Linked DNA regions of Homo sapiens: region 1 is linked to region 2. Evidence: chromatin loops called from intact Hi-C (ENCODE). Cell type or tissue: Caco-2. All regions are shown on one strand. Links, peaks and the distances in the headings refer to the core of each region. The heading gives the core; the rest is flanking DNA. Region 1 has its middle 250 kb from the start of LINC01139. Region 2 has its middle 430 kb from the start of CHRM3.

Region 1 (16,499 bases), core at 5,564-13,563, 710 kb before region 2:
CCATTCCTAACTCTACCTCTCCCATCCCCAATCCTGGCCACAAAGACAGCATATTACCCAAGATGAACCAGTCTTTCCCTGGCATTTTTTACATTAGAATAATGGAAGAGAGTCTCTTCCTTTCTGATAACAGAGTTAGAAAGATGAACCAGTAGCTGCCAGCAGCCAAAGTCCCAACTTCATGGCAACAGTCGGTCAGAGATCGAAGTCCAAGGGAGAGAGATGGAGAGGGCGTGAGCGTGTGTGTTTTCCAACTTTCTTTTTTTTTTTTTTTTTTTTTTAAGACGGAGTCTCGCTTCTTCGCCCAGGCTGGAGTGCAACCGCGTGATCTCAGCTCACTGAAACCTCTGCCTCCCGGGTTTAAGCAATTCTCCTGCTTCAGTCTCCCAAGTAGCTGGGATCACAGGCATGTGTCATCCACCACGCCTGGCTAATTCTTGTATTTTTAGTAGAGACGGGGTTTCACCATGTTGGCCAGGCTGGTCTCGAACTCCTGACCTCAAGTGATCCGCCCGCCTCGGCCTCCCAAAGTGCTGGGATTACAGGCGTGAGCCACTGCACCTGGCGCCAACTTTCGATTATTCTTGGGTTCCTGTGGTACCCCTTCCCTGGCCTCAGTTTTGTTGTGTGAACTAATGCAGTCCCTTTTTGCCTTAGCTAATTTATTAAGAGTTTTATTTTTTGTTTGGTTTATTTTAATTGTTTTCATTTTTTGATAATTTTCATGTTTTGATCAGTTAAACTAAATGAACTGTAATGCTCTTTAGTCCCTGGTACATAGAGGTTGCTCAGTAAATTTCCTTTTTCATGTTTCTTTTGTTCTATTTTTAATTTTATTTAGAACAGCTGTTCCAAAGGATGGTATTCAAGACCCACGCAGGGGGTGTGCACAATCAAAGCTGGGCATTATTGGCCCTTCTGCTATGTTGGAACTTGCACCAACGGTTCAAAAATAGTGGTGGTTAAAATAGCTGGGGCCTGAGCACCAATCAAGGCAGAAGTACCCAACTATGCATGGGGCCATTATATTCTTCTGCACACACTGCAGAAAGGAAACAACAACAACAAAAACAAAAAAACAACAAAAAACCCAGCCAGTTTCACGTAAGAATGTCCTGAAAAAAGTAGTATAAAATTACTAATTTTATGTAATCTTGAGTACATGCTTTAAAAATATTCTGTGTGGTGAAATGGGACGTACACATTAAGTACTTCCGCTACATACCAAGGACAATGATGGTCCTGGGGAAAAGTACTTGTAAGATTGAGTTGCAAGCTGTGCTTGCTGCTACTTTTCATGGAACACCATTTTTACTTTAAAAACATGACTGACAGACAAACTAGGTATTCAGATGTGGTTTGTCACTGTAAGGGAAACAACTGATAAAATTAAAACTTTCAAGCAAAAATTAGAATATTGCAGAACTCATATCAACCACTGAACTTGACAGTTTCTCAGCACTAAAAGACTTTTTCTGATAAAATTAGTGGCGACTTTAGCAAATGTGACTTTTTAGTATTGTACGATTAATATGACAACATTTGGAAGATCTGCTTAACTGAGTGAAACAGTATTTTTCCAATGACCAATGTGTGATGTTACAAAATCATTCATGGTAAAATGTCCATTCACAGTGCAGAACAGACCAGTGGATTTTAATGTAACTGAGTTTAAAATGCCTTTGCATATAGTTTCACATTTTTATTGCAAAAATATTAAGAAACTACCACTTGTATAATTTTTGGGTCATATTGAAGAAGAATAATCACAGTTATCTGTAAAGGCAATTGAAAATCTCATCACTTTTCAGCTACCTGTATGTGTTAGACTAGATTATTTTTTACATACTTGAACCAAAACAACATATTGCAACTATTTGAATGCAGAAGCAGCTATATGAATCTAATTCAGTTCTTAAGCAAGAAATTAAAGAAATTTTCAAAAATATAAAGCAGTGTGACTCTGTGCTATTTTACTCCCATTATGGAAATACAGTTATTTCCATGTGTTAACATGTTATGTGTGTTTAAAAAATGTCTGTTTAAATTTACTTAAATTTAAAATACAGTAAATAGCATAGGTATAACCCACATAAACAGAAGCTCTTTGGTGTCCCCAGTAATAGCAGTGTAAAGATGTTCTGAAGCCACAAAGTGTGGTAACCACTTACATAGAACATCCTTTCCTTGTCTGGTCATTCCTTTAATGTATGCCTAATGCCCACAAATGCATTATTGTCCCTCCCTCTGTTTGTTCCTTACTGGGATAATATTCCTTCACTTTTGTGCCCAAATGAATTATTTTGATCTTTAAATAGTCAACTAAAACTTCTTTTTCCAGATTTCCCCTATTTTCTGCCATAATAATTTGTACAAGTGCTTATTATAAAACTTGCTGCATGTAATAATCTGTTCACATAGCTGATGCTTCACTGGACTGTGAGATCTTAAAGGACAGACACTCTTTTAGTCATTAATGCATCAGGACCTGGAAAAAGGTCCAGATCCCCGTAAGCACTCCACTGAAATTTTGTTCTTGAAAGACTGAGTTTTTCAGCTTCAGAACTCCATGCTCTTTTGCTCCCTTGCCATAGAGCACAGTAAGCAAGATGCCAGGAATGGAGGCTCATGGCCAGGCTTCAAAGAGAAAGCAATCAGAAGGAGAAAAGCCATATTTTGGCTCTAGGGATTCTGGAGATCCTCAAAGATTTCCAGCATTTCTCAGGTGCCTGTGGTAGGCAACATCCACTTTCCATTGACAGCTTCTACCCATAAAATTACAACAAACAAGAGCTATCCCGAAATATTCGGAGCAGCTAATGAAAACAGGAGCTATCCTGAAACACTCAGACCAGTTTATGAAAAGATAACTGCCAACTGGCATTATCTACTGGAAGCAACACAGCCGCATGGCACGGGGGCTTTTCCAAAACTTTTCTAATTGGATGAAAGTGAGAACATTTCTCAAGATTAATAAGGGTGTCAAATCATGTCCAGCTGGCAGCCCCAGGGCCTCACCAAGTGTTTAATCACACAACATGTGAGCATAAAAGCAGCATTAAGCAGCAGCCTAGAGACCTTACTTCTAGGAAGTCAGCACCTCTTCCCAGATGCCACGTTTACTCTTACCTGTCATTACTAACCACTGTCTAAGACTGAAATTGAGAGTAAATAGCAACCTCTTTTCTGCAGAAAACCTTGTCCAAAAAAAGCAAATATTACTTACACCACAAGCAAATCTGACATCTTCCATGCTGTTCCCATCTGCTTCAGATATTCATACTGGACAGTTTTCAAATGACAGCAGATGTCCCAGCTAGAAAAAAAAATTTAATCAGCTGAAAAGTATGTCATTACCTAGCTAATTTTATAGTTTCAGAAGCCAGAAATGGTATTGCTTTTGGTTATCACCCTGATTCCTCAAATTATAATCAGCTCTTTTAAAAAATGAATGGTGTTTGCTTAGACACCTAGAGTTTATTTTATAAATACATCTTTACACATAGGTTCCAGATGAGGATGCTGCACTGAATGTTTGGTCTTTAAGTAAGCTTAGGAGAAAATTCTTCAAATCCGTAAAAAATTGTGTATAATGACAAAAGAAGGCAGTGTCAGATGTAAAAGACAATAACTTTTGATTATTTAGTGTAGCTCATGCCTAATAATCAACTATAGAAAACGTCCTCTTTCTTTCTTTTTGTTTATTTATATTTAGCCACCATTAATCAATATCTTTCATTTGTGTTTTGTGTAAAATGAAAGTGATCATCAATAGGCAAAGCTGATATATCCTCTCCTCCTTTTTTACTTGCATTAATTTGAACAATTTGGCTACAGTAAAGCGGTGAACCCCACACCTACTTGAGAACATGTAGTAGACAAAAACTGCTTAAAATGGACCGAATGTTCTTTTGGATGTTGTATTTCCTAATAACCAATTGTAATAATATGATGTCATATGGGCACTGTTGTGTAACTCAGGATAAGTTGAAAATAATCTATTGTTTTGCTATCAGGTTGTGGTCTGGGAACCAGCAGGCAGGACCACCATACATACCAGCAAAATAATGAGACTAGATGGGATATATAAAAAGAGATGAAGCCAATGAAAGGAAGTAGCTTAGTTCATATCACTTAGTAGGTACAAAATAGATAGTTCTAAGTTGCAAATTCTATCAAGCCCACAATATACAAGGTTTGATAATTCAGGTACAATATAGTGGAAGGCCCCAAATCTACCTGGTTGGGCGTGTATAAACAAAGACTGCTTAATGTCTAGCAAGTGTTCTTTCTGACATTGAGTTAAGGGTCCACTCCTTTGGAAGGATGGTGAGGAACAATGGCTTTTACCTACAGAATGGGGGAAGGTTCATTCTTAATAGACTGCTATGGGTTTTCCTCAATTCTGTATTTGTCAGTTTGGCGTCTATTTATCACAGGATCAATTATATTAGCTATATTTTCTGACTCTTTTGTATTGTCGATGATCTAGCATTTGAGGGCCTTGCAGAACAAGGAAAGACTAGCCTTCCCAGAGCTAGCTAACTCCTAAAGAGAAGAACAAACTGCCTAAGAGCACATCCATGATATGCAAAGCACTCAATCCTGAGTCTATAGTCCCAACAATCCCCTTACCTCACCCTCACACACCAAGCCAATATTTCCTCCATCCAAATCATCCTAGGGCCAGGTACAGGCCACTAGAGACCACTCCTGTAGCCCCAGTCCTGCTGGAATTCATTCAAACTAACCAACCCAAAACTCTTTTCCCTGCCCTGCCTTACATTTCCCACCAAAACCTCAATTAAGGCTCTGGTATTGACTGTTTCCTGTCTTGTCTTCTGCTACCTGATCAAAACCTGGTGCTTCCTTTGAGACACTGTATGGTGTCCAATGACCCCCTCTTCAGGTAATGTCAGAAATACGTTATCTGAAATAAGAAACACCTCAAACAGCGTTAACAACACATTAGGCACTGTGGATCAGTGAACATAAAGCCATAGCAAGATAAAGTATCAAAAATGAAGCTCCGAAAGATGAAAAAGTAAACAAAAAGTGAAACAATCGTCAGTGAGCTGTGGTATATCAAGCAGGTAATCATTTATAAAATTAGAATACCAGCATAAGAGGCAGAGGAAATATAGTTTTAAAAATAATGCTCCCAAATTTACAAGATTAATAAAAACTGTAAAACTACAGATTCGAGATGCTCTAGTGAAACAGGATAGTTTTCTGACCCCTTTGCAGGCAGGAACTGGAGTACATGAGTGCTGGAGTCAGCTGGTCATTCTGGCACCAGCAGGGAGAGACTCCACCCACCCGAACCTGCTGTGTTCCACCCCTCATGGGAGGGAAGACACAGGTGAGCAGGTGCAGGACCTGGGGCAAGTGCTTTTGGGTGCCGGCTTGAGCCAACTCTGTAGCAGCCCTGCAGCAGCATCTGGGAGGTACCTGCGCCTCCTGAGGCCCCAGAGGAAGTGTTACAGTGCTCTTTTAGCTTGGCCATCCATGGACAACTTAACTGACAACAGCTCAGTGGACCCTCTGCCTTTTCATGTGAGGCAGCTGCCTTCCACCAGCGAGAGCAAAGGGTTAGTGTGAGAGCCTTTTGCATCCACATTCTTGGCCCCTGAGTTCTTGTCCAACATCCAGGAAGAATGAGGTTGCACAAACGAATTGAAGATGGTAAATATGAGGGATTTTATTGCTGATGAAAATGGCTATCAGCAGAAAGAGGAGCTGAAAAGGGGACGGAGTAGGAAGGTAATCTTCCCCTGAAGTCCGGCTGTCCCCAGCCAGACTCCTCTCTGAAGCTATGCCATCAAACTGTCCCTCTCAAGTCAAGCTACTTCTCTCTGGCATCCAACCGTAGCGTCTGATGTCCAGTGACTTCTCTTCTCTGCCAACTGAGTTCTGGGATTTTTATGGGCACAAGATGAGGGGTGGGGCAGGCCATGGATGGTTTTGGAAAAGGCAACATTCGTGTGGGAAAACAGGGATATAAGTTTTCACTTTGGGCTGTGGTATCACACTTGAGGGTGGGATTTTTTCAGGGACCCGCCCTTTTCTACCTAGAATTTCCCTGCCTCCTGCCTCTATCATTGTATCACTGGGACCTCCAGGTGCAATAATTGTCTTCCTTCCAAGCCTCATTCTCAGTTTCTCCTGTGGCCTCACTAACTTTCCTATTCTATATCAAACATTTACATGCTTAGAATAAGACTAATAATATGTGTCCACTTATGGTGAACAAAATACACCCACCCACTCCCCCCACAACAAGAGAAGTTAATGCCCTAATCCCTGGAAACTTCAAATATGTTACCTTACAGGGCAAAAAGGACTTAGCAAATATAAATAAGGTCACAGACCTTAAAATAGGGAGAAAATCCTGGATTCTCCAGGTAGGCCATATTTAATCTGTGGAGTCATCAGAAACAGAGAACTTTCTCTGGTTCTCTGGAGTAGAAGAGACACAGCAAAAGAGGAAGTCAGAGAAATCCAAAGCATGAAGAGAACTCAGCCCTGTGCCATTGCTTGTCTGAAGATGGAGAGGTCAATGGGACAAGGAATGCAGGCTGCCTGGAGGAGCTGGGAGAGACTCCCATGTGACAACAGCAGGCAAAAAAAAAAAAATGGAACCTCAGCCTTATAACTGCAAGGAACTGAATTCTGCCAACAACCTGAATGAGCAGCTTGGAAGTGGATTCTCCCCAAGAGCCTCCAGATAAGAGCCCAGGCTGGCTGACATCCAGAGTAAGGAAATCAGTCAAGCCAATGCAGACCTCTGACCTGCAAAGTTCTGAGATTGTACATTCATGTTGTTTTAAGCTTCTAAATTTGTAGTAATTTGATACAATAGCAATAGACAATGATATGCCATTCTTAAAGGCAAAAACAAAAACAAAGAAATCCAACAACTCCAGGGCAGGCAAATCCTATGTTTCTCTTAAGGGTCATGGTTTCTTTGGGAATTATGCTTTAATTTCTAGGCATAAGAACAATATTATTTTCTTATTGGGTACCATTGCACACATTTAGAAAAAGAAGAAATGAATATGGAATATTGATGTGGTCAATGATCTTGTCTGTTATTAGATCACATTTCCAGTGGGCAGTGTGGAAGGAGGTATTGTGAGATAATAAAACCCTGATTAGTATATGAATATAATATTTACACAAAAGTTATCATTAAGGTGCAATCTCAGTGTAAATTGGAGACTAGACTGTGCCCTACCACATGAAAATGGGATATGGGCTGTAAGCTTTTATATTTCTTTGTGGCAGACACCATAATCCCATTCAGCTTCTGTATATGAAAAGTTTAAGAAGTAGAATTAGGTATGAAGACATTAAGTAAGTAAAGTGACAAAGCATTATTAGGATGCTCAAAGGGTGTTTCTCAGTGGTGAGAAGGGGATGAGTTTCAGCCAGGGATAGAGTGGAAAAGCAGACAGCCCAGTTATAACCTACGAGTCTCTTTTTTTTGGCTAGAATGGAATATACCTCCCACACCGTCAGAAATTCAAATATAACTTTTGATTCCCCTAAAGCTTTACTAATAGCCTACTGTTGACCAGATGACTTGCCAATAACATAGTCAATTAACACATATTTTTATGTGTTATGCATCGTATACTATATTTTTACAAAAATGTAAGCTAGAGAAAAGAAAATGTTACCAAGAATATCCCAAGGAAGGGAAAATACACTTACCATTCGTTAAGTAGAAGTTGAGCATCCTAAAGGTCTTCATCCTCCTTGTCTTGACATTGAGAAGGCTGAGAAGGAGGAGGAAGAGGAGGGGTTGATCTTGCTGTCTCAGAGGTGGCAGAGGCAGAAGAAAATCTGCATGTAAGTGGGCCTGCACTTTCAAACCTGTGTTGTTCCGAGGGTCAACTGTGTATATATTTTCAAAGATTTACTTTGAAAATCCTTTGTAAACTATTTGTATTGTTTTCTATGGTTTTCTTTTTTTCTTCCTTTTTGTTATTAATGAATTTTCCATTTAAAAATACCTTTTGGTGGCTGGGCACGGTGGCTCACACCTGTAATCCCAGCACTTTGGGAAGCCGAGGCGGGTGGATCATCTGAGGTCAGGAGTTCGAGACCAGCCTGGCCAACATGGCGAAACCCCATCTCTACTAAAAATACAAAAATTAGCTGGGTGCGGTGGCGGGCACCTGTAATCCCCAGCTACTCGGGAGGCTGAGGCAAGAGAATCAGTTGAACTTGGGAGGCAGAGATTGAGGTGAAGTCGTGCCACTGCACTCCAGCCTGGGCCACAGAGTGAGACTCCGTCTCAAAAAAAAAAAAGTAAAGCAATTTTCAGTGAGCTGTGGCATATAAAACAGGCAATCATTTATGAAGCTGGAGTACCAGCATGAAAGGTTAAGAAAATATAGTTTTAAAAATAATGGTCCCAAATTTACCAAGGTTAATAAAAACTGTAAAACCACAGATTCAAGAAGCTCAGAAACTCTATATAGAAAAATAACAACAAATTCAGGAGAATCACAATCAAATTTCTAAAAACTAGCAATAAAGAGAAAAGTCTTACATGTAGCTCAAGGAAAAGGACATATTACAGAAAGGGAACAGAGTTATGAATGAGAGCAGACTTATCAGGAACTAAGCAAGCCAACAGAAAATTGGGTGACACTTTCACAGTATTGAAGGAAAAATATTAACAATATGCATTGTGGGCTGTATAGCAAATATAAAAATAAAATATGCAACATAATAATACAAAAGATAGGATAGGGTGCATGGAAGTATACCATCATAAGGTTCCTAAACTGTAGTGAAATGGCTTAATATTATTTGAAGGTGGATTATGATAAGTTAAAGATGTATATTATAAACCCCAGTGCAGCTATAAAAAATAAAACGAGAAGATCTAACTAGTGAGCCCCTAGTGGAAGTAAAATGAAATCACAAAAATTACCCAATTAATCCAAAGGAAGGCAGGAACAGTGAAAAAATAAAAATTGGGCCAATAGAAAACAAATGGCGATACGATAGATTTAAATTCAATTGTATTGATAATTAAATTATATTTAAATGATTTAAATGCGCTAATTAAAAGTAGAGATTGTACGATTAGATAAGAAAGAAGTTACAAATATATGTTACCTGCAAGAAACCCAATTTATAAAGACAAAGGTAGGCTAAAAATGAATGAAAGGAAAACGAAACGTGCACACACTAATGAAAATCGGTTAGCTATATTATTATCAGACAAAACTATTTCTGTTGTATTTTCCTCTAGTTTGATCTTGAGTTCTTTCTGGAGAGTGGCAGTAAACTCTAGCCCTATGCAGAGCGTTTAGAATTTAGCCATGGAGGAGTGTACCTTTGTAGGATACTTCTTTATTCTGGTGCATGGCCTAATGCCCGTGTCTGACCAATGACCAGGCGTCTCTTTCATAGGAAGCTTGTTTAAACTGGCAGACCCTCTGGTGGCTCTTGTCCTAGCCACTCTCTGAAAGAGTCCTGACCCAGAGAAGCTATGTCTGGGTGTGTGTGTTAGGTGAGACACAGAGGGGGGCAACTGAACAAAACACATGAAATAACAGAAGCAGGGTCTTCCTTACAGATCCCAGCCAGCAGAGGGCAGCACATCTTGCAAGGCAACAGGAAGAGGGGCGCTGTCTGAGACACAGGCCCTCAACCATTGAGTGGGGAGCAAGAGAGAGAGCAAGGGACTACAACTTTATTGGGATCCCGGGCATTATCCAAGCAGGTAACTACCCATGCATGGGAGTTCTTTTTTTTTTTTTTTTTTTTTTTTTTTTTTTTTTTTTTTTTTTTTTGAGACGGAATCTCGCTTTTTGGCCCAGGCCAGAGTGCAGTGGCGCTATCTCGGCTCACTGCAAGCTCCGCCTCCCGGGTTCACGCCATTTTCCTGCCTCAACCTCCCGTGTAGCTGGGACTACAGGCGCCCGCCACGGCGCCTGGCTAATTTTTTGTATTTTTAGTAGAGACGGGGTTTCACCGTGTTAGCCAGGATGGTCTCGATCTCCTGACCTCATGATCCGCCTGCCTCGGCCTCCCAAAGTGCTGGGATTACAGGCGTGAGCCACTGCCCCCGGCCGCATGGGGAGTTCTAATTGGTGAGTTTCCATCAAGCCTGCACGAGCTCCATGGAGTCACAGTGTGATTGAGGGTGGTTACTGTGGCAAAACTCTACAGTCCATGTCAGGTATGGGGATCAGTGGGTCAAGTCAAGTAGGTTGTATCTAGCTCTCCCACAGAAAGGTGGTCACCACGAAGTGGTTGTATAAGGCAGATAACTTGAGGAACTGAGAATGTCAAGTATAGTCATATGCTTCATCTCAGTCAATGATGGACTGCATATGTAACAGTGGTCTCAAGATTATACATACAGTATAAAATACATTTTACTATACCTTTTCTGGGTTTAGATACACAAACACTTACCATTGTGTTACAGTTGCCTACAGTATTCAGTACAGTAACATGACATACAGGTTTGTAGCCCAGGAGCAATAGGCTATGCCATATAGCTTAGGTGTGTATTAGGCCATACCATCTAGGTTTGTGTATACTCTATGATGTTTGCATAACAACAAAATCACCCAACGACACGTTTCTCAGAAAGGATTCCTGTTTTAAGCAGCGGATGGCTGTATTTGTGTATGAAATATCTAAACATAGAATAGGTGATGAATTGCATTACTAAGTTATGATAGCTATTACATCAACAGGTAATAGGAATTTCCAGCTCTGTTTTAATCTTATGGGACCACTGTTGTGTATGTTGTCTATTGTTGACTGAAACGTCATTATGTGGTACATGACTGTGTTTTGGATTTTCTCAATAATCCACAAATAAGGAGGTATATAGTTTTTTCAGTGGTTTTATCTTTTTATCATATCTCAGTGGCTAGGACTTCCTATACAAAGCTGAATATAATTGGTGAGAATAGGCATCCTTGTCTCATTTCCAATATAATGAAGAAAAATTATTTTATTATTGGCACAATGTTTGTTATAGAGTTTGTGGTGGTTCATCGTTATCACAATAAAGGAGATCCCTTTATTTCTGATTTGTTAAGAAATTTTATTATAAATATGCACTAAATTTTATCAATAATTTTTTGCATCTATTAGAAAATCTATATGATTTTTGTCCTTTCTGTTTTACGGTGTGAAATTACACCGATTACCTTCCAATGTCAAACCAATCTCTTGTAGAAAAGGAAGAGAAGGCATAAAGCATGATGGTGTCAGAGGAAAATAAAAATAAAAAAAGACTAGAGCTAGAGATCTGTCTATCTATCTGTCTATCTAGAAGTAAAACCACATGGTAGTAGACAGTAGAGAGAACCCATGGAAAGGCTGAAACAGAACCAGTTCTAAAACCAATCCTGTTAAGTTTCAGTTATAACTCGGTAATCTATCTTGCAGTTAATGCAGTCCTGCTATTTGGAATGCACACATATTAATTTAATTTTATTTTATAACATTTTATTCAACATATATTTACTGAATACATACTAACTACCATGTCCTTTGTTAAAAGTGATGGTTTCTGCCGAAACAACTTTCCTCTGAGAAAAGATATCATGCAAATCACATAATCATGTAAGCAAAGGTAAAATTGCAGTTGAGACACGTGGTCACAATATGCTACACTGAGGGCTACACAGAGCAATTTGAGCCCATAGTGGGTGATTTCAACTGGTTTGAAGGTTAAGGAAGGCTTTAACAGAGAAAGAGGTATTTGAATTGAGATCAGAAGTATGGGCAGGTATTAACTAAGTCAAGAGAGGAGGGTAAATATTGCAGACATGGGGGATAGCATATTCAATGACCCCGTGAGGGAGAAATGTCAAAAAAAAAAAAGCGGGGGTAAGTGATGAAGTAAATAATGTGACTGAATCAGAGAGAACAAAGTTGCATGTTTTCAGCTAATGCTAATGAGGAAAGTAGGGACTAGATCATGTGGGGGTTCATAGGCAAAGTTAAGACTTTTTTGCATGCCAAATTGCACTGGAAAGCCTTTGATAGATTTGAAAAGAGGTGTATCATCATCAGATTTATGTTTTGAAAAGATGATTCTGATTGAATTGTGGAGTAAATTTAGTTAGGCATTCAAACTGGTTGTGTGTAGACAGTAAAGAAGCTATTTCTAGAGTTGAAGCCACGGAACACAGACATTTATAGTAGGTGATGTGGAAATGGAGAGAATGGGGTGGATGCTCAAGGTACATTGGGGTAAGAGCAATAGCACTTGGTGGAGGATTTATGTTGATGTGAGTTTCTGGCTTGCACAAGAATCGTTTTTCATGGACACAGGGAACTTTAGAAGAACTCCAGATTTGGAGTGAGGGGTGATGATGGGTTTGATTTTGGACATGCTGAATTTGACATGCTGATGTCACTTCACACAAGGCATATCAAATATGCAGTTCATTAATGTGTCTGATGGTCCAAAGAGAGGTCTGGGCTTGGAATAAAAATAAATGTGAGTCATTTATGTAGATGTGGTAATTGAAGCTACAGGTGCAGATGAGATCATTTACAGAAGCCGATTCGGAGTGAGATAAAAAGAGATTATAGAAACTAGACTTGTAGATCTTTAGCATCCAAAGGCCAGTTAGGGAAGCATGAACCTTAAAAATAGAAAGAGAAGAAATAACCAGAAAGGTCAGAAGAAAACCAGAAGAACGTGTTATCAGAAACCAAAGGGGGAATATTTCAATCATTGAATGAAGACAAAACAACAGGGTTGAATTTTGATGACAAAAAGTGAAGTTGGATCATATTGGTCAATATTTTAAAGTATTTATTATGTATTAGACACTGTTTAGAGAGTTTTTATTTGCATCAATTCTTTTAATCCTCACCAATGCTCCACACCCAGTAATCCAGAGCTTTCACATTATAATAAAATATTGTTTGGTGTTTTTTGTGACATATAGTTATTGGCCATCTTTGCTAGCACTCTTTTAGTGGATTGGTGGATTTAAAAACCTGTTTCAATGAATTAAGAAGTGATTCACAGGCAAAAACTGGGAGGCAAGTAATATAGACAACTCACATGAAGGTTGACTATAAAAGGATTGAGGAGATGAGTAATAGATGTTGAAATCTAAGACATTATTTTTATTTATTTGTCTGTTTAAAGCCAGTGGGTCCTGACCAAGGTAATGAGCTAGTTTGCATTCTCTCTCCTTCCCACGTGATTTGCCCTGAGGAAGTAGAAAGGAGAAACAGAGAAAATGTCAGAAATATGTGGTGGTGGTAGTGGTGGTGGTGATGGTGTGTTTGTGTGTGTGTGTGTGTGTGTGTGTGTGTGTTGTTTGTGTGTGTATTTAGAGAGACAGAGAAAGAAAGAGAAAGATTTTATGTACATATTTATAGAGTATCGGCTTTGTCTTGGGGCAGGAGTCAACCCTGCACTTCTGTGTTGTATAAAATAAAAGAATTTTTGGAAGCATTTGTTTCTCCTCTGACCCTGCCTTGGAACAAATAAGACTGGCCTCTACATTTGCTCTAAACAACTCTAGTCCACGTGTCCTCAGGAATAAACTTAGCATGGTGCAGAAGCCCTCATTTTCTCACTGTGAGAAAATGAGAAAAACCAGAAAACCAGTAGTCAATAACTATATACAATTGCTTTCTGACTCTCTTCTTCTCCAAACTGGAGGATTTTAATCTAGCCTGAGCTACCTGAAATGTGGTCTAGGACCAGCAACATATAAGCACCATCTAGGAGGTTGTAGAAATGCAGAATCTCAGGCTTCACCAGGGCCTCCTGGAGTAAAATCTGCATTTTCTCCTGGTGCCATAGGGATTTACTTGCCTCTGGTGAAGCACAGGTCTAAGGAGTAATCCTCCTGTGGCTGCTTCTTCCTGTGGGAGCAAAGGATGGAACTGGACCTAAGAGTTTTTACAGAATATAAGTATTTCTCTGGTAGGTCATGTGTACTTAGCGGTATACACAGGTACATAAGGGTACCATTGGGCTCATCTGTCCCATACATATGCTTGAAAGAGTAGCTGCCATAATTTCTTGTTTCAAATTTTCTTATGTCTCTTAATATGTTTGTTAAGATAATCTGAAGTTGCTGGTCTCTTTCCTGCAGCTATTCAGGCAATAATTCCAGAGTAAATCTTTCCCCGTTCCATAGAAACACAGACACGTATTTCCGCAGATTCCACACTTTATCTCCTGGGATAAAAATGTGCTGATGGGTCAAAATAACAAGACATTGGAGGAGCACAATCAGTTAAAAATAGTGCTGGATTACAAATTTGAACAGAAGCAGAAATATTAGAACAGATGGACTATGTGTTTTTAAAATAGAATTGAAAGAGCATAAAAGAGATTTATGCATTCAACAATGAAAGAATGCACATTTTATTTTAAGCACACATGGAATATTTATGAAATTGATTAGGTATTAAGACATAAAAGCAATTTATATTTCAGAAAATAAATTTCATACAGATCATCACTTTTGATCACAAAATAATTGAGAATTTAAAAATAAAAATTAAACTTAAAAAATCACTGAATATTTAGGAAGAAAAAGAAAGCTCTTAACTAAGGCATGAATTTAAGAAGAAATCATCATGAAAATTAAAAAATATTTAAAACTGAATGATAATTAAAATTGTGTGCATCGGCCGGGCGCGGTGGCTCATGCCTGTAATCTCAGCACTTTGGGAGGCCGAGGCGGGCGGATCATGAGGTCAAGAGATCTAGACCTTCCTGGCTAACATGGTGAAACCCTGTCTCTACTAAAAATACAAAAACTTAGGCGGGCGTGGTGGTGGGCGCCTGTAGTCCCAGCTGCTCAGGAGGCTGAGGCAGGAGAATGGCGTGAACCTGGAATGCGGAGCTTGCAGTGAGCCGAGATCGTGCCACTGCACTCCAGCCTGAGCAACAGAGCGAGACTCCATCTCAAAAAACAAACAAACAAACAAACAAAACCTGTATGCATCAAAATTGGGAAGGGCTATAAAGTAGTATGAAGATAGAAAGTTATAGCTCTAAATACTTTATAAAGTAAAGAAGAAAGCCTCCAAGTTAGCTGTGTCTATATTTAAGTTTACATGGAAAATCATAAAGAATACACAGATATGTTATTTGAAAGAATGAGAGTTTGCAATATTGGTAGGATATATGATTAATATAGAAACACTAATAAACTTATGTATATATCAGCATCAAACTACTAGAAAGTATAATTAAAAAGGAGGCACCATTATGCAACTACAACTTAATATGAAATACCCAGGAATTAATTTAACAAAATATGTTGAAGACCTTTCCTGTGGAAAATTATAAAAGCATTATTGGGAGATACAAAAGGATTATTGAGAAAAAGACTAAATAAATTGAGAGGTAAGCGATGTATATATATATATATATATATATATATATACATATATATATATATACATATATATATATACACATATATGTGTGTGTATATATATATATATAAAGACTTTAAATTATAGAGATCCTGTTTCTTTTTAAATTGATCTCTGGACTCAATGCAATTTGAAACAGGATTTGTCAGGGAATTTAAGAAGATAATTGTAGAATGGCCTAGAAGTAAGAGAGGAAGAGAGTGTGTGTGGAAGAATTAGAACAGTTACCATGACTTTTATGAAGTGGTGGCAAATATGACAGTGTGGTTTTGGCTCACAATAAGCAAACTCTGCACCATAATGGATTCCAGAAAATGACCAATGCATGTATGTATTGAGTTGTATTGAGTAGGAAGAAATAATTTACATGAAAAAAGTTGAAACTGGATTTCTACCTCACACCATTTAGAACCGTCTCCTCTATATAGATTTAGGAATAAATGTAAAAAATATAACATTCAAGCACTGAAAAAAAGTGAGTACTTTTAGACTTCAGTATATGAGCAGTGTCAAACAAGGCATAAAAAGAATTTTCTTTAAAATGGAAGATTACTAAACTTAAAATATTAAAATTAATCCCTTTTCTATATCCAAGGTTAATTTTGAAATTAAGTGAATTTCAACTCTAAGTTGCAAACTCAAAAAATATTCAAAACACACACAATTAAATGAGTATTGACAAAATATAAGCACAAATAATGCAACAGCAACATTGGCGGAAGATATAAACAGACATTTCACCAAAAATATATGTTAAGAAATGTATGGAGAAAAGTTAATATTATTGGTCATGAGGGGAATGCAATTCAAGACTGCAATTATATATGATTTTATGGCCATCCTATTGGAAAAAATGAGAAATTATGTCCATACCAAGCATAGGAAAAGATGTGGATCCACAGGATCTGCTGTTGGGAAAGTGGATAGATGCAGCCACTATGAAAACATTTTGAAGTTGCTGCCTAAAGTCAGGATTCACATATGCTATGGTTTAACCATTCCATATCTGGGAACATATTCAAGAGAAATTCTTGCATATGCTGATAGGAGATATATAAGAATGTTGATAGAAATGTTTTTATAAT
Region 2 (16,499 bases), core at 5,464-13,463:
ACCCTTTGCATATTTTATCTAATTGTTCTTATCGCTACCTTCCTCCATTTAATCTTTAACTGGGAATAATGAAAAACTTAAGATATTTAACATAAAACAAAGTAGAGCCTATTAAAGATGCCTTTGATTTTGATCCATTATTAGAGTTGATAACAAATATTTTACTAAAAATGAAAATAAATTTGTTTAATTACGTTTTGTAAATTCAATTAATCGTTGTCTTTTCTCCTCAAAATACACATCCATTAATTTTTCATAAGAGTGTAAAGACTAAAATGAATATTATTTACAAAATACATCGAAGTATTGTTCATATGAATAGTTTTAATGTTAATTCTTCCTGGAGCATAGGAAATACTACATCACAATGTAATTAGTGTCATTTTGCTGAGAAAGGGGGTAGTGTGTGGAGTGGTTAGCTCATCTGCTTATCCACATGATTGGAACACATGTGTGGCTTATCCATCTGAACCCTTTTATATCACTCTGTCTGACAGCCCTGTGTAGACCTGGAACCCAACTGGCACCATAAACTAGAACTCTGATACTTATGTCCAGGTCTGCTCTTCATTGTGCTCTTCATTCCCCCCAACCCCCAAACTTTTAATCCCTAACTCATTTACCATGACATGTCATAACTTTCCACTTGATTAGATGTCCTGGGAAAAAATGTACCCTAGAGAGAGCTCTGACCTAAAAAGATTATCCAAAGAGCAATTTGGATACTCTGTCTGGGTTGTCCCCTTCCCCCTGTCCAGGGAGGAGCTCCACCTGGCACTTGGCTCCCTCCTGCTGGTGACCCTTAGCAGCTCAGTGACCTGCATGCCACACTCAAAATCTACTGACAGATACTGATGCATGGCAGAGGTGAGCAAACCAGAGTCATTTTGCCTAAAACTGAAAAGCAGATGTCTTTTTAGTGATACATAAAAATATATTCATCTTAAATCCGAGCATGATTGCCATCACCTCCAAGTTCATTCAACATACTTAGATAAACATTTCTCATAAGGTAAACATTTTTAAGACAAAAGGAGAAAATGTTTAATTAAGGAATCTTCTAGTAAGCAAATTGATAAAGCTTGGCTCTGTGTCCCCACTCAAATCTCATCTTGTAGCTCCCATAATTCCCATGTGTTGTGGGAGGGACCTGGTGAGAGATAATTGAATAATGGGGGGCAGTTTCTCCTATAATATTCTGGTGATAGTGAGTGGGTCTCACAAGATCTGATGGCTTTAAAAAGGAGAGTTTCCCTTCACAAGGTCTCTTCTCTTGTCTGCCACCATGTGAGATGTGCCTCTCACCTTTCGCCATGATTGTGAGGCCTCCCCAGCCACATGGAACTGTGAGTCCAATAAACTTCTTTCTTCTGTAAATTGCCCAATCTCAGGTATGTCTTTATCAGCAGTGTGAAAATGGACTAATACACAAATCTTGTTAAATAGATGAGTGAAATATTAGCAGGAGAATCTATGTGATTTTCTGGATGCTTAGTATGTGCCAGCAGTTGCACTGAATATTTTGTCTCTGTTCATGCAAGCTTTCCTTAGCCTTCACAACCTTGCACACTTTGGTGCTCCATGTGCTTCTGAGCTCTGCATGGGAATTACACATATGGATCATGGCACTGAGCATTCAGGATCAGACAAGGAGAAAGACGAGGACTGATGAGATTCAATAATCAATTGAAAAACCAGCTGCCCAGCTCTGCCTTTCTCCTACCCTTCGATGCAAGAAAGAATGTTCATGGACTGGATTTTTTCCATTCAATATCTGAGCTGGCAACAGACTCAAGGACCTGAAATAAACTGTGAATTGCTGATACTAGCATCTATCGTCTGTTGTTATTTTAAAGGGAGCTTCCCTAGGACTTTAATGTGTTGTGAACAAATGAAGTCTATGTGGCAGCCACATCAGGTTACCAGGCCTCAGCCTTCCAACTGTATCCTGTACCATGATCAGAAGACAGGCAACTCCACATTTCCCCAAGAGAAGAGAAAAGCCAATTTCTTCCAAGACAAGAAAAGCAGGTGTATGATTCTCAATGCCAGCTTGACTTATTTTACATATGGGGAAATGTTCCTAGATATAAGTAAGATATTGCTCCCACCAGAGGCCAGGTGTTAGGGCCCAGTTCACTAATCTGCACTTCATTTATTCAGAGTGATGCATTCTACATCAAAATATTTTGTATGTGGTTTTTTAACTTTATCTTCTCTCCAGATAAAATAATCACAATCATATTTCCAAGAAATAATGTTAGGCATTGTCATTCTCAGTTCGTAGATACCGAAACTAAGGCTAAGAATGATCAAGAAATGTATCCAAAGTAGTTGGTAAGAGATGAACCAAGTCTATTTGGTTTGAACCTTAGTGTAGTTAAAAAATAAACAATAACTTAAGTATCACAGGGAAGATGTGTGGAAATGATCAGATATAAAAAATGTGACGTCGTTTTTAATGCAGGAGAACTTAGTATATTGAAGACATTTTTTCACCACAAGAAAATTCAGATTGTCTTTCAATATTAAGAGACTTAGATGAGGAGAACAATGCTATTATTCTCAGTTCCCTTTATTGGTTAGTAATCAGTGTGACTTACAAACCATTTATTTCCATGGAATGTACTTAATCTTTTCCTAACAACCTAAAACACCACAGCACTTAATATTAATACTTGGTGAGAGCTGAGTTTCCAAATAAGACCTTTTTATTCTGATGCTGAAAAACAGGTTAAATACATAAGTCAGGCCTCATAGTTTGTGTTTCTTTTTTATTTCATGAGGTTAACATTTCATTGTAGTTACCATCTAAACTTCTGAAATTCTGAGGCTCAGAATTTCTAAAAATACATTTATTCAGAATTCCTTGAGAAGAGTGTGCACTTGACACCGCGTATGAGTTGCATATTGGAAAAATATTATAACTACGTATTTGAATAAATAGAAAAGAATAATAGAATATAATTACCAGAAAGATAGGTGAATTGTTACCTCTCTTTGCATTTCTTTTCCAGTATAAAGACCGAGAAAGAAACGAACTACATCAGCCTATCATTCTAATTTAGAACAAGATTAATGCTTACCTTTTAATGCTAGGCATCTTAGTTACCATTTTAAAAAGGTTTTAAAAAACAGATTAAGCATAACAGGTAAAAAAAAATAGCAAAATGTATCACTTTGTTTTCAGATAAATTATGTGCATATATTCATGGTTCATCCTTTTTAAATTTTGAGGATACTTTATTAAAATTAAGTTTGGAATAGTAAAAATAAGAGATACATTTTAATTTAACACCACCCGAATTAAATATTCATAGTATTTTAAAATCAAAAGCTATAAAACAATTTCCAAGATCAAGTTCCCATAACTCTGCACTAATAAGACTTGCTATGTTGACTTCTAGCATTGTTAAAAATAAAAATGATCAAGAGCAAGATATATTTAAATATGCCTGCCCTGGAGAGTTTTCATGGTTATGATCTCATAGAAAATAGTTATGTTCTGTCAGAAAGTCATTTTTTTCTTACTTCAATAATATTGTCACGCTGTAATGTGATGGCACGAAGGCTAGACAAAGCTTTTAAAATTACAGTGATTTCTTTAGTAAATGTGGTTATATTAGTTAACTAGTGCTGCATAACAAATTTATTTAAAATCTTACAGCTTAGAACAATAAATGTTTATTATATGATGTCTTTTGTGGATAAGGAATTTGGGAGAGGTTTAGCTGAGAGCTTCCGGCTCAGGACCCCTCATAAGATTCAAACTCAAAGTGTTGGCCAGGACTGCTGTCATCTGCAGGTGTGACTGTGGCCATTGGATTGTGTCTAAGGGGGTCTGCTCACATGCCTGGCAAGTGGGTGCTGGCTGTTGTTTGGAGCATTCTGTTCCTTGCCACAGAGATCTCTCCACAGCGCTACTTGAGGGTCCTCATGACCTGGCAGCTCACTTTCCCCAAAGTAAATGGCCCAAGAGAGAAAGGCCGATATTGTAATAACATCCCTCATCTTCTGCTTGCTTTATAGGTCAACCTTATTCATTTAAAGTGTAGGTGAGAGTCACTGGGGGCCATCAGTGAAGTTGGCTACTACAACGGTGTATCTTTACTTTATAATCATTTAAAAGCTTTTCCAAATACCTCCAAATAATTAGGATAATACATAAGAAAGCATTTGGGAGTATGCGCTCAGATTTTATTCATTCCATTTGAAGCATCATGCTCTACAATAGCATTTCTTCAAGAGCACTTTGCTTTTCTGATAGCATTTCGGTTACCTAATTTCTCATGTTAAAGATTCATTAAAATAGTGCTATTTTCAACAAATATTACTTATTAGGTGACAATCACTTCTCTAGGGATGGGGCCACAAAAATATTCTTAAAGATCTCATATAGAAGTGGCATTGAGCTATCTGAAAACAACCAAAAAAATGTACATCAGTGGAAGAATCATTACAAATGACATATGCAAGCATTTCTGGAGGATTTGGGAGAGGATAAAGAATGAAAAATGAAATCAAGGACACAAATCCATGGATGATTAAATCATATCCATGATTCTTAAGCCATCTCAATATTTAGCTATCCAGAGTGTGGGCCTTGATGTGGTAAGGTGAGAAATGTCTCAAAAATAGAATGATGGTTAGAATGGGGATTGGAACGGGAAAAAAGCAAAAAATCAGGAGTCATGTTTTGGCTAGATTTGTTAATCTGACTAAGGGCCTTTGGAAATTACAATCGAATTCTAAACTCTATTCACTGTATTTTGAATCGTGCTCTACAAAAATTTCTTCTTTTATACTTAACATCCACTTTCGCAGTAATTTATTAAATTAACAAATAAATTTCATGCTAAAATGGGAACAGTTCAGATTTCCAATCAAATTATGGAGGATAAATACTTCTGTCTTTCATGGTTTTTCTAATTATACAGCAGATGAGGCTGGTGACATATTTCTTATCATCCATATTCTATAGAAGAAATACTCAAGTGAATTTCTTAGAACTCTTTCAAAAGCTCTTATAAATTATACTTACTATTTGAAAATCTCTTTTGAAAATATATTTGTTTAACACATATCCTTAGATGCTACCTCAAAATTTTAATATCTTTACTGTTTTCTGTGAATAGAAAAAGTAATACCTGCTTGTGAAGCTTCAAACAGTCAAAGGATGTAGAAAATAGAAAGCAAAGGTGTCTGTCATTGGAGTGAGAGTCAGGGGCAGGGGGATTTACGCTGAGCACAATCTTTAATGATACTTTTTTTTAAAAGAAATTCATTTGTATATGTTTGAAAGACCTGCTTTGAAATAGCAACCAAAAACTGGCCTTTTAAAAAAGTACTTTTCTTTGATGAAGGCAAGAGCACCCAAATGTAGAAATGACCAACTCATACAAACTAAGAATGTTAACCAGAGTTAGGCCAAGAGCTGATCATGGCTTTGAAGATACACAGGTCTTAAAAATCCCTGGGAATAAGAAAAATGACTCTGGCTGGAAGAAATTGACCATTATGGACAAGCTACACAGGTGCAGAAATACATGGAGCAGACATAAAGTGGTTGTGCAAATGGTATAGGGAGAAAAATAAGGCTCAGAATGAGCTAGAAGAGAAGCTCTGTGAGTGCAAGATTGTTGTATTTTCTGTTTAGTCAATCACTGTTGTACAGAACAGTTCCTGGCCTCTAGCAGGCACTTGTTAAATGCTTATGAAATACAAGACTTAAATAATGCATGAATTTCAACTTATAAGTACCTTAAAGATGAGATATTTGATGCACAGTACCAGGGCTGAAAAAAAGCATGTCATTGAGACAGAGGTATCACAAAAGGTTATGGCATCAATGTAAGATTTTTAAATAAATCTAGTTTCATTGCTTAGATTTACCTTTCAAGAAAATATATTTCATATATCATGTTGTTGCCCCAAACCATCATTGTGGAGGGGTCTTTGGCAATAATATAAAAGTAAAAATAAAAGTTTATAAAAGTGTCCTTGGATATGCATTTTTTTGCAAGAAAAAAATTTAAAACAATATTTTAACTAACACATAATAATTGTACAAACTTGTGGAGTAAAGTGTGATATTTTAATACATATACTTTTACATCTACTCTATTATTGAATATAAGATTTCATTTCCCATACATAAGAAATGAATTGACATTATTTAAAGGAACAGTGGGTATAAAGTTCTCAGACAAAAAGCAAATGTACTCATGTAAAACTTGTCTCCAATGAACTTTACAACTCTTGAAGGCAGTTGCTGGGTCTCATTCACCTTTTTAAAAGTAGGGCCTCATTGTTCATTTAATGAAACAATGCATACATACACAGTTGCATCAACCTCTTGATATTTCACAAGAATTTTTCTTTAAACTCTTACTACATAGAATTCTGAATGACATGTGCTTCCAAAAAAAGTTGACAGAATTTATTTCTTGGCAAATAAACTATCCATTAATTCAATAGTTTTTTACTGAATAGCCATTATTTTAGTTAATGGGGATAGAGAGTATACATGATTGCTACCCTCAGTGAGTTTATAATTCTGAAAGAAAAAAACAAATTTCTCAGCTGTCTAAGTAGGATCTAGACTGATCCAGTTTGGGGAGCAGGCCTTGGTTGCCCATCACTTATTTGTCTCTGTGCTCTCCTGGAGACTGCGCCCTTCACCCTTTCCCTGTGTCTCACATCCTTCTCCAACACCGACAAGAGCCCGGGGAGGCAACTCAATGGCATTACTAAATAATGCATTTTATTCAGACAAACCCTATTTAGACTGCTGCATTTTAACACAAAATCACTATGCACATTTATTGCTCTGGCATCCCCTAGTATCAGATTCCAGATGTCTCCTCAACAATTGGCTTAATGAAGTTTAGAGCAACCATCTTCTCTCCCACACACAGAACTATTTTTGAGACTTTATGTTAATATGTTGTTCTGCTCACTTTTACTGAATTTACTCCTTTTTAACATTCATTTTGGCAATGATATCAAGAAAAATAATCCAAAGTGTCATTTTGCAGGAAAGAATATTTCTCAACACCCATTAAATAATTCTGTATATGTTAGCTTGCATTTTATATATATACATATATATCTTTCATCATATTCACATGGTTCATTCAAAAATACTTTTAACCTGCAGTAAATTTTATACCAGTGCACTTATTACTACTAATACCTTTTTTAATTTATGTAAATCATTCTCATCGTCTTCTTTCTGCTAGACGTCTTCCCTTAGCTTTTCATAACTAAATTTTTTCTCCACTTTTTATGTGATGTTTCATCATTCCAAGGTATCCTCGCATAGAATATCCTCCTATTTATTTAGTAATATCTATTGCACAGAACGTATCAGAAAAACAACAAAAGAGAGGACAGTGGTCACCTGAGCAACCAAAATAGAGACCTCACGCTGAAGTTTATTTAAGTTACTTACAGAATCACACACAATCTCTGACCTGAATCATAGCTTCTTTACTAGTCTTTGACATGGTTTTCAATAACTTTCACTTTCTATTTTCGCAACTCACAGCAGCAATTTCAGTGTAGTGAAGAACACTGGCCACCCAATAGATAGAACAGCTAAAGGCCTAAGTGTGACTGACAGCTCAGTGGAAAGACAGAGGTAGAAGACTGCAAAAGGCAAATCTCAGAATTCACAAAAGCCGAGCAGGTGCCATTCAATGAAGACATGAACTGGCCTAGGTATTTCTGGGACCTGAATGGTCTTTCAATATTAGAACATAACTTGTGTAATTATGACCAGTGGTCACAGAGAATGCATCTGAATATAATAATCAATTCATTCGCGTATTTATTCATGTATTTGCTATGTGAAAAAGATTTTTCTATTGATGTCTGTACTCACCCTTAATGACAAGCCCACAAGCCAATTGAACGTAATAGATTTTCTGTGGAAATTCATAGCAGGTAGGAGAGAGACCTCACAAGACTACAGTGATAATTTAAAATCTAGAACTCTCCTCTCTTAGTAAGATTTAATTTAAATAATTTTAAGCAACCAGACCCCAGACTCTCTCCTGCCTCTAGGTACCCTCAATGTCCCTCAATTCCTTTTTGTTTTCTTCTTAGGTAGAATGTTTGACCATCCTCTGCTAGCCTCCTTCACACCCAAACAGTCACATGTTACCTTACACCTTTAAGTGACTCAGCAGGGATTTTCCTTTAAAAAGACCATTCTTTCCCTGAAAACAACTCTGATTTCAGCTAGCAAAAAAATAGTGACTTTATTATGTCCATGCAAGAATATTATATTTAAGAAACATGTTCATGTAGCATAGGTATGTTTTTGAATACATTTGCAGTCCTTTATTTCCTGACATTATCCGCTGGGCAAAGATAGGTAAAGATGACATATTAACAATATGCTACTATAATCAAACAGATATTGATAGCAAGCAAAACGTCTATCTGTTCAAGTATGCTGATTAAGTAATCTACTGTAATTGCCCTTTCTCTGTAGTGTAGTCACTGCGGTCTCCATAATTTTACTCTTAGAGATTCCGTCCATTGGTGAAGCACTGCCCTCTTCAGGCAAAATCGCCTAAAGTATCAATACTCACAAGAAAAATATACTTGAATCCATTTAATTTGTAAGAGCACCACTTTGGTGAGGTGACGCACACACAAACAAAATTCTAGGAAATGATACGAGTTTTGCCTAAATAGGGGTAATTTTTAGATAAACTGGTGAGGTTTTACACCTGTTTAAACAGCTGAATGTGTCTGACCTTCTTTAACTCTCTGAAATTCCATGAACCATAAAACCAAAGAGAAAGAAGGCAGTACTTTAGATTTATGCAATCCATCAACTGATTAGAAATTATTTCAAAAGTATTAGTTAAATCCACAGTTCCAACATTGTTTTCTACTCTTTATTATAAACAGCATGGTGCTGTCAGCTGTTACTGACTTGAGAACAAGTCTAATCACAGGGAACTACATTTCTAAACATGACTTAATTAGCCTAATGTGTTGTTTTAAAAATTAAGAGCATTTCAATGTCATGGTGAGAGATCAAGTGTTTTCAATTCTATTTAAAAGGATATATTTGGTAGTTGAAAAGCTAGCTCTATTGCTTTGTTCTTTAAAAGAGAATGGAAATTGCTCAGCCACATCACAAGCTTCTTCTGTAAGTTTCATTTGGGTCCATGATTCTTTTCATTGTAGAGAGCACAGTGGGAACAAAATAGCCCTGTTAATTGCCTGTTAATTCCCACAAAAATTTTAAATGTATCTCTACTTTTTATAAGACTATTTTGTACTATCTTGCTATAAAGGTATTTATCTTATTCATTCTAGGCATTAAAAATGTTTTAAAATCACCTTCGTATGAGTCCCCAGTTACATCCCGGGGGAATCTTGGACTATCAAATTAGAGACATCACTCTCAGCAAATATTTCATGTTGTAGACTCTAGGGGGAAAGCTGTAATGCTTCCCGACATGAGAAAAAGCAGCATGTCTGGAGAAAGAGCAATACTATGTGCCAATAATTAAGACAGACATGTTTCAAAATAGGAAACTAGAGTCAATTGTTAGAAGTTAAATAAAAGAATGAGTTGATTGTGTCAGAAAATGATTCTGTGAATGCAGTCTATGAAAATCTGCAAACTATAGAAAAAAATAGATGTTAAACATCTTAAAAATCAACAATATAGGCTGGGCGCGGTGGCTCACGCCTGTAATCCCAGCACTTTGGGAGGCCGAGGAGGGCGGATCACAAGGTCAAGAGATCGAGACCATCCTGGCCAACATGGTGAAACCCCGTCTCTATTAAAAGTATAAAAATTAGCTGGGCGTGGTGGCAGGCGCCTGTAGTCCCAGCTACTCGGGAGGCTGAGGCAGGAGAATCGCCTGAACCCGGGAGGTGGAGGTTGCAGTGAGCCGAGATCACGCCATTGCACTCCAGCCACGGTGACAGAGCGAGATGCCATCTCAAAAAAAAAAAAAAAAAAAATCACCAATATAAAAGTTTGGCTTCAGTCTTGTTCCCGATAAAATTTTATGTTTATGGCTACTTTTTTAACATTCAAATAAGTAAAAATTAATCACAGGTTTAAGAATGATTAAAGCTTGTTATATTATAAAACTAATTTTAATGACTAGTAGGTTAATATCAAGTTTGACCAGTAGGTGCTCAGTGAAGGACGCTGCTTTGGAATGAAATATGCTGGACTCAAGTTAGATTCTCTTTAGGAACTTTCACAAGGCAGTTCTCGTTTGCAAAATAGATTTCTGAAGCCAGATACTTGGATTCCAACATTTGCTCTTTGTTAATTTATTACTTGCCTGTACATTTGCTCCACAGTCTCTGTTTCTTCGTCTATTAACAGAGATATAAATCTTCATCTCTCAAGGGTGTTGTGTGGATAAACTCAGACAGCATGTAGAGGTTCTGTATTACACTGCTTGACACATCATAAATGTTCAGTAAGTGTCAGTTTTGTTTCTCTTCTCCTTCACCTTTTAGGTCACACTTGTAATCCCAGCACTTTGGGAGGCTGCGGTGGCAGATCATGAGGTCAAGAGATTGAGACCATCCTGGCCAACATGGTGAAACCCTGTCTCTATTAAAAATATAAAAATTAGCAGTGTGTGGTGGCGTGCACCTGTAGTTCCAGCTGGGGAGGCTAAGGCAGGAGAATCACTTGAACCCAGGAGGCGGAGGTTGCAGTGAGCCGAGATCGAGCCACTGCACTCCAGCCTGGCAACAGAGCAAGACTCCATCTCAAAATAAAACAAAACAAAAACAAAGCTATAACAAAGCTAATATAAACAAAGCCAGTATAACTGTCTATGACTAGTATAATTAAAACTAATAAATGTATATATGAAGATGCTTTGAAAATTTTAAAGTTATGTCACCCTTAGAACATGTTATTTGGAGAATGATCATCATGGAGCAATGAAAAAGGAGCGTCCTTTGTTTGTTCATAATCACCTAAAGAATATGATCATAAATAATATTTCTAAATGTAGAAAAGAAGTATTTATCACTTCACCTTATAAATACCCCAGTCAGAGTACTAAAGTCTATTTGATTTATGCTATGCTCATGGAGTTCCTTCTAATAATTTCATGAGTAGACTTTCATACAGGGGCTAATTCCTCAGACAACTAGCATCAGTTATCAGACCAAATTTAGCGTTGTGAAAAATTCTGGTTCGTATCTGGATTTTTGAATAAGTCTCTTATGTGTCTGGTTATATGATACGATAATAAACTGATTCATAGAGTAGCATGTTCAATGACAAAATGTGAGAATTTGATATTACAGCAGCTTGAAAGCAGAATAAAGTGCCACAATTTTAAGATAAAATTCAAGATCCTTTATTATCTGAATTAACACGTAATTCCTAATATTTTTTCCACTATTCTCACTCCCTATCCAGATCCTGCATTCCAGCTATTTTTTTACACTATTTTTAAATTCAATTTTGTTGAGATATATAACTTACATATTATAAAGTATACCCACTTAGGTCTGCATTCTGGCAAGTTTTTACAAATGTATACAGCAGTGTGTATACACCAATGCAACTGTCACCACGGTGACTAATCTATTTGGAATCCTATCCACTGAATTTTCCATTTCAGACATTGTATTTGAAGTTAAGAAATAAGACAGAAGTGACTGGGGGAGGGGAGCAATATGTAGATGTATGGAATAAAAGGAAAGCAGATAGAAGGAACTAGAAGTTCTTTTGTTTTTCATGGGTCTCCTTTCTCATTTCACTCTAGTCACAATTAAGTTTCGTCCTTGAACATATTGAGCACACTTAGAACATACTCTGGCATTTTCATCTTATAGATGATAGAATTAGAAATACTGCTGCTTTTATTGACTAAATACTATGCTAATCAGTCACTTTTTTTGGTTTTTATGCTTAACAATTTTTTATTAGATATGTGATATTTTGACTATTACATTGTTGTCCGTTAAATTTTGTTTTCTCTCTTTAAAGAGTTTTGGTTCTTTGGATTTTGTTTCTTTCCCTTCAGAATTTTGAAGTTTGCTTCGGTAGGCAATTAAGTTACTTGCAGATCAGTTTGATCTCTCGGAAGCCTGTTTTTAAGGTTAGCAGGGCACACCAGCCAGAATTCAAACATTTCCCAGTGCCTGTTGCACACTGGGGAACTGAGCACTTTAAAGAGTCCTGGCATCCCCACCTCTTTGCCACCCCCAACTGTCCTTGTGAAGTTTTACCTTCTGTGGGTGTAGATAGGCATTCGCAGAAAGAGTCAAGGGGATGCTGGTGCTGATTTCTGGAGCTTACTCTTGGTACCATGATTTTTCAACATTCTGCCTTACAAATTCTGCCTTCAGCAGTTTTGCTAAACTTTAATCTCTGTCTTCTCAACTAAGCAAGACAATTGGCTCTGTTTGGAAGCTCTTTTCCTGTACCATGTTTCAGAAGTTGCTTCTGGGTATAAATTGGTGCCGCCATAGAGTTCAGCATGTTTGTTCCATTTCTCTTTAGGATCAGTTCTGTACTGCTTATTGCCTGAGAGTGAAAACTTTTAAAAATGATATTTTGTTACATGTATTTCATTGCTTAAGGCAGGAGAGTAAATCTAATCCCTGCATTCCCCCATGACCAGAAGCAGAAGTGGCTACTCATTATTATGATTCATTTTTCTTCCTTTCATCTCTTGGAAAGAGCCATGCAATGTATCCCTGAGATCATTATCTTAGGCCATCTGCTTTCCTTTTACTTGACACATCTATATATTGCTTGCCTTCCCCCAGTCACTTGTGTCTTCTTTCTTAACTTCAATTATCACCTACCCTACCTTTAGCCTAGGCCTTTGTTTTGAGCTTTTATTTTGGTTAGCTGTTGTAGCGTAATAAACAGCTTCAAAATTCAGTGGCTTAGAAAACATCTTTTACCATTCTTAACCAGACACAGCTCAAGAATTCTCTTTAGTATTATACAAGTAACAGCTTCAATAACCTGGTGTTCCAAGATGCCTCACTCTGGAATATCTTAAAGGCTGGGCTCAAGTAAGATTCTGAGATAGCTGAACCTCTCTCTTTCTTGCCATGTCACAGCTCCAGTGGGGACAGTTGAACATCTTAGTTGGAGATTCTTGGCTACTAAAAGTGCAAAGCAGAGTCTGACAGATTTCCTTAAGGCATAATTCCAAAACTGGCAAAATTCACTTCCACTACACACATTCAACTGGTTAAAGCCATCAGAGATTTCAAGAATTTCTACATAGCTACAGTAATTAAGGCATTGTGGAATCAATGCACAGGTAGAAAAATAAATGGAAGAAACAAAACTGAGTCCAAGCAGACCCAACTTCTTAAAAATAAACTACTTATATTGGAGTAATTTCAAATATTTTTGAAATTTGTAAAATCATATGGCAAGGTTCCATATACTCCCTCCTCCAGTTTCCTCTAATATTGACATCTTACATTTTCATGGTACATTTGTCAAAACTAAGAAGCCGACATTAGTACATTACTACTAAGCTCCAGACTTTATTGAGGAATTACCAGGTTTTTCCACTAATGCCCGTTTTCTGTTCCAGGATTCAATCCAGGGTCACATTGCACTTGAAGACCCACTTTTATATACATATCCAATTATTACAACAAAAACACACCACAATTCAGAGGTTATTGGATGTCCCTTCAATAAATGTTACTGAATCCATTGGGTATTACAGAGAAACACGAACCTCAACCTTTCTTCATGCCTTACACGAAAATTAACTGGAAATAGCTCATGGTCTTAAATGTGACACCTAAAACTACAAAGCTTACGGAAGAAAACATAGGCTAATATCTTCATAAGATTGGAGTAGGCAAAACTTCTTGAACAACACCTAAAAAACACTAGACATAAAGCAAAAGTTAGATAAATTGGATTTTGTTTAATGTAAACATTTCTGCTAGACAACAGACAATATTAGGAGATTAAAATACAAATCTTTTATTGGGAAGAGACAGTGTCAATACATGTATGCAGTAAACTAGTCATATCCTGAATATATAAAGAAGTCCTAAAAATTCTTTGTGTCAGTAAGATACAGATCAAAATAAAAGATAAAATGAGAAAAGATTTAAGCAGATATATCACAAAAGGGGATACCTAAATGATCCCAGACCAAGAAGCATAAAGGAAATGCAAATTAAAGCTAAACTAAGATACCATTACACATCTGCTGAAATGACTTAAACTAACAATGAATACCACACTCTGTTGGTGAGAAAATGGAGCAACTAGAATCATCAACTATTGTTGGTAGAAGTATAAAATGATAGAACAACTTTGAAAATATCTTTGATAAAAACTAAACAATCTTTTTCTTCATGACCCAGCAATTCTACTTCTATGCATATTCCTAGGAGAAGTGCATGCCTAACTCTATGAAAAAACATGTACAAGAATGTCCTAGCTTCCTAAAAAATAGCAGTTTAATCCATAATATCCTCAAATTGGATAAAAGAAAATAAATGTCTATCGATGGTATGAGGAAGTTTTAAAAATGTGTTATATTTATATTATGAAATGTTGACAACAACAAAAAATTATTTGCACACCTAGAGACTTCAATATATCTCAAAAATACCTGGAGCAAAATAATTCAGAACAAAAGAGTATATACTGTATGGTTCCATTAACATAAAGTCCAACAACAGCCAAAACTAATCTGTGGAGATAGATATCGTAATTAGATTGACCAACTCAATCCAGTTTTGCCTGGAATTTTCCTGATTTTTGCACTAGAAGTCTCAGATCTGGGGCAATTTTTATTTTCCGGCACACCGAGGCAGTTGTTCAATCTAGGTGGTACTCTCTGGGCAGTTGTATTAGTTATCTATTGCTGTGTAACAGCTTACGTCAAAATGTGATAGTTAAAACCAACAATAAATCATTATTATCTCGCACAATAGGTCCGAAATTGTTGAGCAGCTTAGTGTTGGCTTGGAGTCTCTCATGAGATTGCATTAGGATACTGACTGAATGAAGACTATGGTTGTCTGAAGGCTTGATAGTGCTAGTGGATTTGTTTCCAAGATGGTTCATTCACATGCCTAGCAAGCTGGTAATGGCTTTTGGCAGGAGACAGCCTCAGTTCTACATCATGTGGACTACTTCATAGAAATGCTTGAGACTCCTCATGATATGGCACCTGATGTCCCCCAGAGTATCTAATCCAGGAAAGCAACATGGGTACAAGAAAGAAGGCATAATGACTTTGATAATCTAGTCTCAAAGATCACATGCCATTTTGTCTACACAAAAATATAGCCTTATTTATTGTGCAAGGAGACTACAAGGATGTGAATATCAGGTGACAGGGGTCATTTGAGTGCATCTTGAGGCTGAGAAAGATCATGAGGAAACTTCCTGGTATGTTGGAAATGTTCTATATCTAGATCTCGGTAGTGGTTATATATATAAAAAAATTCATTGAACTCTAAGTACACTTAAGATTTGTGTAGTTTTATCTATGTAGGATATTCCTCAGTTTATAAAGACATACAAAAGGGAGGAAATATATGACACTATGCAAAAAGCACAAATCTGCACATTTCATTCTGTTGCCTAAAATTCTTGAATTATTTTGTTATTACACAGAAATGAAGATTAAAAATTCTCACCATAGGCTCTAAGGCCATAATTAGGACCTTCTAACCCTAATTGTTTCACCAAGTGAATTATAAAACAAACTACTTATTTAAAGATTGAGTGATTATAGGAAAAGAAATAGCATTTGTGCTTTTTTTTTTTTAGTAAAAATTGTGTTTCAATGTTAGCAAATATTCCAAATTGATATTAGAATAAACTTCTTTAAAAAGTATCAGGAATAAATATAGATTGAATGATAGAATTAGAAAAACACAATCTTCTAGTTATGGAATAACTACAACATGTTATTTTATTAAACATTATTGTAAATGTTCAATAACTATTTATTAAATAAGGCACATAAATATTTCTCAATTCTCTGATTGTTTATTTCCTTAAATTTTCCTTATGTGGTTTTATTCATGTTGGATAACATGCCTTCCTAATTTAAATTCTTCAGAATTTCACCTAGACATATAGAATTTCAGCTTGGCAATATGGCAAAACCTTGTCTCTACAAGAAATTCAAAGAGTCGCCAGCCTTAGTGGCGTTGGCCTGTGGTCCCAGCTACTCAGGTGGCTGAGATGGGAGGATCACCTGAGTCCAGGGAGGTCCAGGTTGCAGTAAGCTGTGATCGTTCCTCTGCTCTCCAGCCTGGGTGACAGAGTGAGACCCTGTCTCTAAATAAATAATTTCTTCATTTTCTGTATGATTATTACTTTATCATAACAAAAATAACATGCTCAATCTGAACGTAACTAGACTTATTTATTTGTGTCTGCATTGGTCCCTGAATTATTTCAAAATGGAGCCTGTACCTTTTAATCTACCTTTTTCTCCTAAATGCTTTATTACTTTGTAGGGGTTAAA

Evidence for each region. Peaks named below come from ENCODE experiments on the same cell type or tissue, not always from the same donor. Only the 100,000 strongest peaks of a DNase experiment are listed, where the experiment ranks them.
Region 1: a loop joins it to region 2, with 6 times the contacts of the local background. A loop is called at or near these places in 2 of 110 quality-filtered maps.

Annotation. Positions count from the first base shown.
Region 1 is chr1:238,229,268-238,245,766 of GRCh38, forward strand. No RefSeq gene overlaps it. Among named protein-coding and RNA genes, the nearest start is that of LINC01139, 250 kb to the right of the region's middle. In Caco-2, for the core only: a CTCF peak has its summit at 9,628 (motif pointing right); a DNase peak (open chromatin) is centred at 9,634.
Region 2 is chr1:238,943,440-238,959,938 of GRCh38, forward strand. No RefSeq gene overlaps it. Among named protein-coding and RNA genes, the nearest start is that of CHRM3, 430 kb to the right of the region's middle. In Caco-2, for the core only: CTCF peaks have their summits at 8,546 (motif pointing left) and 10,146; no DNase peak of the experiment used is centred there.